2 separate regions of the Homo sapiens genome follow, and region 2 is linked to region 1. A link is an interaction called in ENCODE POLR2A ChIA-PET data of the cell type or tissue named here. Cell type or tissue: OCI-LY7. All regions are shown on one strand. Each heading gives the region's core, and the rest is flanking DNA. Links, peaks and the distances in the headings are about the cores only.

Region 1 (6,160 bases), core at 665-5,664:
CCTTCTCTCCTCTGGTTAACCCGGTCTGAAGACTTGGAGACATCTGTCATATTTTAGATACAGAGGAGTATTCCATCTTAAATGGTTGCTTTCAGAGTACTAATTCTTGGCCTCCCTCCCCTGCCCCAGTAAAGAATATCTTATGGTGGGAAATTCAGTTTGCTGAAAGCTGGATATTAAACATAATTTTGAGATATAGCTCAGCTAATATTTCCTTCGAATTATGCCATGACAGCAAAACTTGCCTCATTTACGAGCCCTTTAATATGAAATTGTCTTCCTCCTTCCCTCCCTTTCTTTCTCTTTTTCTCTTTCCTCTCCTCCCTCTTTCCCTCCCTCCCTCCCTCCCTCCCTCCCTTCCTTCCTTCCTTCCTTCCTTCCAATATTTCTGCATGTCCACCATGTGCTAGGCTATCTCTAGCACAATCTCTCCTCCAGACACTCACTTTAGTGGGAAATGTAAATATAAAAATTGAAAACATATGTTATTTTAAGTGTCAAAAGACAAAATTACAACAAATTTAGTTATAGATCAAAGATGGGCATTTATTTGGGATTTATAAATCAGGGCAGCCTTCATTCCATAAAATGTACTGAAAGCTCTCACGAGCAACTGCTGAACAGTGGGTTTTACAAGGTGGGAACAAGGAAACAGAACAATAGAAAAAAAAAAAGCTTGACTGGTAAACATTAGGTTACTTCAGGTTACTTTTTTATATGAGTTTAAGCAAACGGAAGTGTCCTTATTATAGCTGACTCAGACTGCAATCTCCAGTTTTCAGGAAAAACTGATCTGTTTTGAGATCTATCGACTTCCTTAAAGTTTCATTTTGATGAAGTGGCATTTAGCACAAGTGACTCCATTTTGGTCTGGTCTGGTCCCTTGGGGCCTAGTGCAGAAGCTCAGTCCAAAACAATAGTGTTCCATAATGCTGTTTAACGTAAGAGATGTTTGAAAGAGGTACTTCTGGCCAGGGCTTGGTGGGCCAGAAAATACTTTTTGGTGAGATCTGAATTGAATCTTCAAGGGTTTGTGGGCCTAAAGTGCAGGCGAAGGGATACTGTAGACAGAGGATGGCAGAAGGAGGAATGGAATGAGAAAAAAGATGATTTTCCAGAGACTATGTGTGATGTGACTGAGTAGCAAGGGATGGGCTGAAGAGGCAAGTAGAGTCATTCTATTGTCTTGTGATCTTGCTTTTTATTCTAGAGATAAATGACTTTTTTTCCACATAATTATAGCAGCAGACATTTTTCCCAAATTAAATTTTATATGGCATTCCGGCTGGGTGTGGTGGTTTATGCCTGTAATCCCAGCACTTTGGGAGGCCGAGGTGGGCAGATCACCTGAGGTCAGGAGTTCAAGACCAGCCTGGCCAACATGGTGAAACCCTGTCTCTACTAACAATACAAAAAATTTAGCAGGGTGTGGTGGCATGCACCTGTAATCCCAGCTACTTGGGAGGCTGAGGCACGACAATCACTTGAACCTGGGAGGTGGAGGTTGCAGTGAGTGGAGATTGTGCCATTGAACTCCAGCCTGGGCAACAAGAGTGAAACTCCATCTCAAAAAAAAAAGAAAAAAAAATTTACATGGGATTCCAACATTAAAAGATTTTCTTTTCTTTTCTTTTCTTTTTTTTTTTTTTTTGTGACAAAGTCTCTGTCTGTCGCCCAGGCTGGAGGGCAGTGGCTCCATCTCGGCTCACTGCAAGCTCCGCCTCCCGGGTTCACGCCATTCTCCTGCCTCAGCCTCCCGAGTAGCTGGGACTACAGGTGCCCGTCACCACGCCCAGCTAATTTTTTTTTGTATTTTTAGTAGAGACAGGGTTTCACTGTGTTAGCCAGGATGGTCGCGATCTCCTGACCTCGTGATCCGCCTGCCTCAGCCTCCCAAAGTGCTGGGATTACAGGCGTGAGCCACTGCGCCTGGCCAAAAGATATTCTTTTTAATATAGAAATTAGGTTTAGATTAAAAGGAAATTTAATTAGGATAAATTTATTTTATAAATTAAAGCAATGAACATTATGATGTTTGAATGCAAATTTGATACAGAGATTATGGATGGCAATTGTATCTTATACTAGCCTCAGCATTGCAATTCTTTTACATCTGAGTTTTTTTTCTTGTATAGTGGCAAGATAATTTTTACACAGATACATAGTTGCAAATGGTAACAACTTTAACATGAATTACCTAGAAACTCAGGATACTCTTCCATGGAAAGAGATGGCAGAGAAAGTTTTGTCCTCAGTTCTATACAGAAACGAAATTCCAGTTTGGGTGACTAGGAGGATAATGGTATTGGCAACTAAAACGATTCCTCTCTAAAGAGAGAGAAAATTCCAAGAGAAAAAACATGAATTCGATTTTGGGTATTTTGTGTTTAAGGTGCTTTATTTAGAAATATAGGAAGCTTCCTTATAACCATGGAAATAATTGGTTCACTAAAAACCAAAGATGAAATATTGTTCTTTTAGGATTGTATAACCTCATGTAATCTTTTCCTCTGACCTCCAGCTGTGGCCTACTTTTGATGAAATTTTAATGGTTCATTCCAGAACCTCATCACTCTTGGAAATTCATGCAGCCACTTAGCCTGAAATTCCGAATTCTGCTGTTTCATCATTTCAGATTTCTTGACTCGGCTACAGAGGCATCCAGGACAATGTCATTTTGTGTTTAGCAAAACTGAAATAACTCACAGACTCTTGTGTTCTTTTTGATTACTACACATATCTAAGCTAGGTCATGCTAGCATTCTTCTCTCTCAGTCAAGCTGAATTAAAATGTATTTTAATGAATGGCATGTTATAGAGCAAAATGTTCATGTTGTTTCCCTAGCAGTATAGCACCATGATCATTCATTTATTCATTTACTTAATTATTCATCCGGTAGAAACATGCTATATCCTTCCTTGATGAGGGTAAGTGACTATTAGTTTGCTAGGGCTGCTGTAATAAAGTATCACAGACTGGGTGTCTTTTTTTTTTTTTTTGAGACAGAGTTTTGCTCTTGCCCAGGCTGGAGTGCAATGGCACAATCTTGGCTCACCGCAACCTGCACCTCCCAGGTTCAAGCGATTCTCCTGCCTCAGCCTTCCCAAGTAGCTGGGATTACAGGCATGCGCCACCAAGTCCGGCTAATTTTGTATTTTTAGTAGAGATGGGGTTTCTCCATGTGGGTCAGGCTGGTCTCAAACTCCTGACCTCAGGTGATCCGCCTACCTCGGCCTCCCAAAGTGCTGGGATTAGAGGCGTGAGCCACCGCGCCCGGCAAGACTGGGTGTCTTAAATAACAGAAATGTATTCCTCGCAGTTCTGGAGGCTGAAGGTCCAAGATTGAAGTCCCGGCAGGTTGGTTTCTTCTGAGGCCTCTTTCCTTGGCTCGCTTGCTGCCTCTTCACATGGTCTTTTCTCTATGCAGGCATACTGGGGTCTCTCAGTGTGTGCAAATTTCCTTTTCTTATAAGGACACCAGTCAGACTGAATTAGGGCCCACCTTAATGGCCTCATTTTAACTTAATTACCTCTTTCATGACCTTACCTCCAATGACAGTCACATTTTAAGGTACTTGGAGTTAGGGCTTCAACATATGAATTTGGGGCGGGGGATGGGGGATGGGGGAAAGGAGGCACAATTTAGCTCATAACAACGGTTAAATATTTTGCTTTGGTTCTTACAAAAAAGGCAATTCTAACCTCAGTAGATTTAAGCTTTCTTCATAGCATCATGACGTCTTCCATTTTCATTTTTATTTCCCTCCCTCCCTCCCTTCCTCCCTCCCTTCCTTCCTTCCTTCCTTCCTTCCTCCCTTCCTTCCTTCTTCTATGGGATCTCGCTCTGTAACCCAGGCTGGAGCGAGGTAGTACAATTGTAGCTCACTGCAGCCTCGAACTTCCGAGCTCAAGCAATCTTCTGCCTCAGCCTCCCGTGTAGCTGGGACTACAGGCCTGTGCCACCATGCCCAGCTAATATTCTTTCTTTCTTTCTTTCTTTCTTTCTTTCTTTCTTTCTTTCTTTCTTTCTTTCTTTCTTTCTTTCTTTTCTTTCTTTCTTTCTTTTTCTTTCTTTCTTCTTTCTTTCTTTCTTTCTTCTTTCTTTCCTTCTTCTTTCTTTCCTTCCTTCCTTCCTTCCTTCCTTCCTTCCTTCCTTCCTTCCTTCCTTCCTTCCTTCTTTCTTTCTTTCTTTCGTTCTTTCTTTCTTTCTTTTCTTTCTTCTTCTTTCTTTTTTGTGGAGACGGGGGTCTTGCCATCTTACCCAGGCTGGTCAAAAACTCCTGGGCTCAAGCGATACTCCTGCCTTGACCCCAAAGCACTGGGATTATCGGTGTAGGCCACCTGCAGCTGGCCTCATTTGCATGTTGATGGAACTCAGAATTAACCTTTCCCTCCCCTGTTGGATAAAGGAAGGTAAATCTTTTCAGTGAGGAGTCATCAATAATGCAATATTTTTCAGCCTTTTTACTACCCCAACACATAGGAGGCAAGTCACGCACCCACAATAAATGAAGGGCTCACTTAAGAGCCTGAGCTGTGGATTCCCACAGATTTGAATGCAAACCTTCCCTTTACACCTTACTCCAAAGCTGTGTAACTTTGTCCAATATCTTATCCTCTGCAAAAATACAGTCCACGCTACTTTATTTTATTTTTAAAATTTTTTGAGTAAATATAAGTGTACATATTTATGGGGTTCATGAGATGTTTTGATACAGGCATGCAGTGTGTAATAATCACATCATGGAATACGGGGCCTCCATTCCCTCCAGCATTTATCCTTTGTGTTACAAACAGACTAATTATACTCTTTTAGTGATTTTTTAAGTGTACAATTAAATTATTATTTACTATATTCACCCTGCTGTGCTATCAAACACTGGATCTTATTCATTCTTTCTAACTATGTTAAAAGTATGGAACACATCACAAATTTGTGTGTCATCCTTGCACAGGAGCCACGCTAATCTCTGCACTGTTCCAATTTCCATATATGTGTGCCATGCTACATTAGTAGAGAGATCCCTACAATACTGTGGCTTAAGAAGAGAGATGTTAAAATTAGCTGGGCGTGGTGGCAGGCGCCTGTAATCCCAGCTGCTTAGGAGGCTGAGGGCAGAGAAATTGCTTGAACCGGGAGGCGGAGGTTGCAGTGAGCCAAGATCCTGCCACTGCACTCCAGCCTGGGTGACAGAACGAGACTCCGTCTCCCAAAAAAAAAAAAAAAAAAAAAAAAAGGAAGAGAGACATTTGTTTTTCTCTCCTGAAATAGTCCTCAGTGAAGCAGAACAGGGTAGGGTAGGATGGACAGCTCAGCCCATCCTCAAAATATGGCTTCTATCTCTGGATCTGTGAGGGCTGTTCTAGCTCCTGCCATTACATCTACATCCCAGACAGCAGGAATGGTCAAAGGAACAAGAAAATACACCCTTATTTCTTTTAAAGGCAAAGCTTGTTAAATAAAAGCACTTATATCCTATTGGCAAAAAGTTACATGGTCTTATCTGGTTGCAAAGATGCTGGGATAATATAATCTATAACTCAATGGTCCTGGGCACAGCTAAAACCTGGGGGTTTCAATATTTTTAAATTTTATTTTATTTTATTTTGAGATGGAGTTTCACTCTGTTGCCCAGCCTGGAGTGCAGTGGCGCAATCTCCGCTCACTGCAACCTCCACCTCCTGGGTTAAAGCGATTCTCCTGCCTCGGCCTCCTGAGTAGCTGGGATTACAGGAGCCCACCACCACACCCAGCTAATTTTTGTATTTTTAGTAGAGACGGGGTTTCACCATGTTGGCCAGACTGGTCTCGAACTCCTGACCTCAGGTGATCTGCCTGCCTTGGCCTCCCAAAGTGCTAGGATTACAAGAGCGAGCCACCACGCCTGGCTGGGGGTTTCATTATTAAAGAAGGAGGAGACTGACTAATATTGTTGTATGTCTTAGCTTGGGTTCTTGCAAAGTAGAGTCTAAGGCAAGGGACTTGGATGCAGGTAGTCTATCTGCATTTACCTATTGACTGATGATATTGATCCCAGGAAGCAGAAGTGAGGTGTGAGAAGAGAGAGACAAGGAAGTGAGAAAGCCTATAAAGTGTGTGCTACTCAGTTGGAAACCATTATGGAAAAATAAGGCCCACTTACACTCGGGATCAGCTGT
Region 2 (5,577 bases), core at 578-5,577, 360 kb before region 1:
TGAGAGATATAAAAGTAATATTTCTGTTATTTATGGTATATAATGAACATTTGTGAGTTGAGGAATTACTGGCTGTTGGATCTTGGCAGATTGAATTTACTGCTGTATGGAAAATGATTGAGTATAATGCATTTCTTCTAGAAAATAAAATTATCTTGATAAGGTTTTAGTAACTATAAAATGGAAATGTGAAAAATGTTAGATGCTTTGATTTTCTTTAAAAATAAATCTAAATAGTTTATTGAATTTTTGACTTTTATTTGCATTTTTCTGGTTCTGGTTTTTTTTTTTTCAATAAACATAATTTAAGAACATGATTTACTGTGTTTTAGGGAGGAAAACTTGTTCAGTATTTCTGTTATTGAACCTCATAATATTATAGATATTTTTGCAAGTGTGTACTTCAGAAGGTTTCATGAAGAAAGCACTATAATGTAAAGGCCAAGAATCTGTAAAGGTAAATTGCTGGGTTCAGTAGTATTTTTTTATATCGTGCAGTAACATCTCTAGACTAGGATTAAAATTGAATAATTAAGTTCTTAGAAAGATTTTGCTATCCATAAGAATTTAATATTACTGAATATTGAAGCAGAAATTATTAGGCCACATTGTATATTAATACTAATATTCTTTAGCATTTTTCCTCTAATTCACAGACTATCAGGGACTCTGATTTTACTAAGATTTGTATGTTCTTAAAGTGACTTATAGAAAACAAAATTTCTCAAGTCTTTTGTTTCTCTTTTTTTTCCATAGGGGTACCAAAGTCTGATCTCTTGCACACCAAATCATTAAGGGGCCATAAAGACTGCTTTGAAAAATACCATTTAATTGCAAACCAGGGTTGTCCTCGATCTAAGCTTTCAAAAAGTACTTATGAAGAAGTTAAAACCATTTTGAGTAAGAAGATAAACTGGATTGTGCAGTATGCACAAAATAAGGATCTGGATTCAGATTCTGAATGTTCTAAAAACCCCCAGCATCATCTGTTTAATTTCAGGCATAAGCCAGAAGAAAAATTACTCCCACAGTTTGACTCCCAAGTACCAAAATATTCTGCAAAATGGATAGATGGAAGTGCAGGTGGCATCTCTAACTGTACACAAAGAATTTTGGAGCAGAGGGAAAATACAGACTTTGGACTTTCTATGTTACAAGATTCAGGTGCCACTTTATGTCGTAACAGTGTATTGTGGCCTCATAGTCACAACCAGGCACAGAAAAAAGAAGAGACAATCTCTAGTCCAGAGGCTAATGTCCAGACCCAGCATCCACATTACAGCAGAGAGGAATGTAAGTAAAATGGGGAGAAAAGTAAAAGTTGGGTGGTTTGGGATTTTTGTACATTTGTATAGATGTGTAATGGGTCAAGAATTTTGCTGTGGAATCATAGATTTGGGAAACATTGTATTTAACAGGTTCACCTTAGCAAAAATGAGACATCTTAAAATTTTTCATTCACTGGGATTCTGTCTTCTAAGCATTGAAGTTAAGCAATTTCCATGTTTGTTTTGCCATTTAAAATGATTACACTAAATGGAATCAACAAACTGTGAATTGGAACATCTAGGACTCGTATAGTTTAGAAGTACAGCTTCATCTGTTGGCTAATACACATTGTCATGTTGCTGATCCCTGTAAGACTAATTGACTGGTGGTGGCATTTCAGAAGCAAAAATGTGACATTTTACTAAAGGCCAAAGGTAATGTGTGCACTTATTGTAAAGTTAGAAAGGGTGACTCATTCTCTCTACATCTATTTCTACAAAAATTTACAGAAGCTGAGGTGATTTTAATTGTCTTGAAATCATGTTTTCAGAGCCAGAAGGGACCTCTGCTATCTTGTTATACAACTTCTTGATTCTAAATGTGAATTATTTAAGATTCTACATCTAGACAGACAAATTTATTTTTCAAACTGCAGGTTATAAACTATCTAATGCTTAATCAAAATAAGCTTAATGGGTAGTGACTAACACTTTTTAAAAACTGAAACCGAATAGGAGATACCAGAATTCATTGGACCTACTACTATTTTTTGGTGAAACTTTTATTTCATTGGAGGGTGGTGATGTACTGGGAGTGATAAAAAATATGTTTCTGGCCAGGCACAGTGGCTCACACCTATAATCCCAGCACTTTGGGAGGCCAAGGTGGGAGGATCACTGGAGCCCAGGAGTTCAAGACCAGCCTAGACAACACAGGGAGACCCCATCTCTACAAAAAATAAAAAAATTAGGTGTGGTGGCACACGCCTATGATTCCAGCTCCTAGGGAGGCTGAGGTGGGAGGAATCACTTGAGCCCAGGAGGTTGAGGCAACAGTGAGCCATTGATCGCACCACTGCACTGCCACCTGGGTGACAAAGTGAGACCCTGTCTCAAAAAAGAATAAAAATAAAATTTTCTTACCATGGGTTGTGGTCAGGGTTTGAAAACTTCTACTCCACACTTACGAGCGTTAATGGTTGAATACTGGAGTACTGCTGAATGTTGTGTTGGCAGTTAAGTGCTGATTTTTAAAAATAGGATATTGTGTTGGTGATGTAAGCAGCATGTTTTCCTAGGTTGTTGTGGTAATAGTGAATACATTTTCATGTTTCAGTGAATTCGATGACTCTTGGTGAGGTAGAGCAACTGAATGCAAAGCTCCTACAGCAAATCCAGGGTAAGAATCACTGTCAGTACTTTTTTGTGTGTGACAAATTTTGACATAGAAAATCATCTATGATAGGACACCACTGGCTTTATCTACATTTAAATTTGGAAATGAGATATTCAAACCTGTTAGAGTTTCCAGAGCAAAAAGAATAAGAAAGAAACAACTTTCAACTGCAGAGGAAATACATTTTTCCTTTTTTTTTTTTTTTTGCGACAGAATCTTGCTTCATCACCCTAGCTGCAGTGCAGTGGTGATCCTCCCGAGTAGCTGGGACTTACTGTCATTACACCCAGCTAATTTTCTATTTTTTATAGGGAGGGGGTTTCATCATGTTGCCCAGGCTGATCTCGAGCTCCTGGGCTCAAACAGTCCTCCTGCCTCAGCCTCCCAAAGAGCTGGCATTACAGGTGTGAGCCACTGCGCCCAGCCACATTTTTCTTTTCTAAGTGAAAATGGAAACTACCACCTCTTACTAACATTTTATTGACTACCCACTATTGCACCAGGCACTATGTGGGAGTCCTCCCAAACAGTTCTTTAAGGCATGTGATATTAGTCTTTTTTGTTAAATTATAAACAATTTCAAACATATATAAAAGTAGTGAGACTAGTATAGTGAACCCTTTAAGCCATTTTCACCAGCTTCAACTGTTAGCAAAGGCATAATAATCAGTATCTCTACTTGCATCCATTCCCATTGCACTACCAGTAGCATGGATTATTTTCAAACAAATCCTAGCTAACACACTGTTTTTTGTCCATAAATAGTTTAGGATTTCCTCTAAAAGAGATAACTTTTTAAAAAACAGTCACAGTCTCATTATCACACCATTTAAAGTTAATAATTCCTTAACGTCATCAAGTATAATGCTAACACTAACAAGTAATGTTCAGATTCCGCAGTTGTCTCCTTTTCAATTTATTTCCTTTTAGATGAGAAAATTGTACTTCAGAGATGTTAAGTTGCTTACAGAGATCATGCATCCAATCAGTAGCAGATCAAGGATTTAAACTCCAAAGCTTAACCACACAGCCTCTCAGAATAATAAAAATAATCACAATAATAGTTGTAGTAGAAATTTATGAGTACTTTACAAATATGATCTCATTTAATTTTTACAGTAGCCTGGTGAAGTGCTTACTATCATTATTAATGTTACACAGAAAAGGAAATTGAAACCAAAAGTTGCTTGCCTGAGGCACGTAAGAGTAGGAACAAGGATTCAAAACTCTTAGTAGTCTGATTCCAAAGCCTCTTAGAGGGGGTTCCAGACCTGAATACTAACAGGCACTTCTTGTCCATAAATCACATTATGTACTAATTGAATCTGTTTATAGATTCTAATTGAGAAAAGTAGCTCAGCTACAGTAGCAACCACCATTTTTGCTGTGTATCTCTGTAGTCACTTGATGGAGAAGAGCCAAATTCCATTTGGCTATGTAAAGTATACAGATGCCTAGGATGATCAGAACTGATATGCTTTGTAGAGAACAGAACTGTTTCCTTGGTATCAAATCAGTTTCATTGTGACACTTTGCCCAATGCATAGATTTCAGTTAGAGTTCTTGAAATATAAATCATAGCACCGGCTTTCTGCATACTAAAAATGAAAGTTTTTAAATCTTTTACAGAAGTTTTTGAAGAGTTAACTCACCAAGTGCAAGAAAAAGATTCTTTGGCCTCACAGCTCCATGTCCGCCACGTTGCCATCGAACAGCTTCTGAAGAACTGTTCTAAGTTACCATGTCTGCAAGTAGGGCGAACAGGAATGAAGTCGCACCTACCCATAAACAACTGACCTAAACAGACTTACTTCGTATGCCCTGCCCTTTATTGGTCTCCCAGACATGCAAACTTTGAAGAAGTTTGAAGAAAGTTGTGGTCCGTTTTTTTATGGTCATTAAATTTGCCAAACATAAGGCAGTATTTAACATCTTTGTCAAATAAAGCAGATCATTATACTCTAGTCTTCTAGGGCTAATCATTTTGGCTCATTTGGGGACTCTTTTTTCCCAGAATTACTAAACAAATTTTATCACATGTGACTACTTAAATATACTGTTACAGTGTCATTTTATTAAACATTTTAATTCACCTGTCAAAACAACAGATTAACTCCTTAGTGTAAACTACTAGAGATAATTTTTAAGAGGGAAATGGAATTCATATCACCTCTTATTTATTATGAGCAATATTTTAATATAAAAATTTTATATGTGAAAATGCTATTTTAGGTACTTTGCCATTCTCTTTATAAATGTGTATTTGAGTGGTTCTGTATATTTATTTACATTATCATGTGTGAATATGTTCACCCATATTTCAGGTCACTGCATTTTATTCTCTTAATACAATGTTTTCACAACGGTTACCTTGCTTTCCAAAGATAAATATATTTTGGATTAGAAATCTGAGTTGTTTTAATTTCTAATACCTCTTGTAAAAGAAGAATTAATAACTTTTTAAAGCAGTATTCAGGTAAATACAATACATTATTTTGTTTTCTAACAAAAGCAGTTCTTAGTTCAGGAAGAAAAGACTAATCTGGCTTCTATGTCAATTTGTCTCCATAGAAATGAAAGCCTCCTCTTGCTTCTTTCATTATTAGCTTCACACCAGTGACTGTGATGCATTAGAATTTGGACAGAGTAAGTCAAGCCTCACTTCCAATTCAAATATAATGTCTATCTTCAAATTGAGTGTGCTGTGAAATTGTTCTGTCTTTGAAAAAAAAAAGTAAGATTATTTTGTGTGCCACTTTGGGTAAAGTTTCAAGAATACTTAAACTGTCCAAATTGTATTATCACCATCATTGAACTTAGTGCTCAAAGAAAGCATTGTGAGGTATTTTTCTAAACTTTAGACTCTATAGAGAAATATAGGATTGTTCTACAGAAGAAAAGCAAAACTCCTAA

Evidence for each region. Peaks named below come from ENCODE experiments on the same cell type or tissue, not always from the same donor. Only the 100,000 strongest peaks of a DNase experiment are listed, where the experiment ranks them.
Region 2: POLR2A ChIA-PET joins it to region 1 with 6 read pairs; 1 of 35 experiments calls an interaction of 5 or more read pairs at or near these places.

The regions. Positions count from the first base shown.
Region 1 is chr21:17,430,399-17,436,558 of GRCh38, reverse strand. It overlaps the pseudogene RNU6-113P. Among named protein-coding and RNA genes, the nearest start is that of LINC01549, 5.4 kb to the left of the region's middle. In OCI-LY7, for the core only: no CTCF peak of the experiment used is centred there; no DNase peak of the experiment used is centred there; H3K27ac peaks cover 569 bases.
Region 2 is chr21:17,792,298-17,797,874 of GRCh38, reverse strand. C21orf91 (chromosome 21 open reading frame 91) reads left to right here. Exons shown (of 5, transcript NM_001100420.2): 3 at 757-1,293; 4 at 2,605-2,667; 5 at 4,294-5,577. The coding sequence ends at 4,460. C21orf91-OT1 (C21orf91 overlapping transcript 1) reads left to right here and starts at 5,366. Exons shown (of 4, transcript NR_038871.1): 1 at 5,366-5,398. The region is part of intron 2 of LOC124900465 (a long non-coding RNA gene); the gene reads right to left. RefSeq lists an enhancer at 3,746-3,915. In OCI-LY7, for the core only: no CTCF peak of the experiment used is centred there; no DNase peak of the experiment used is centred there; H3K4me3 peaks cover 741 bases.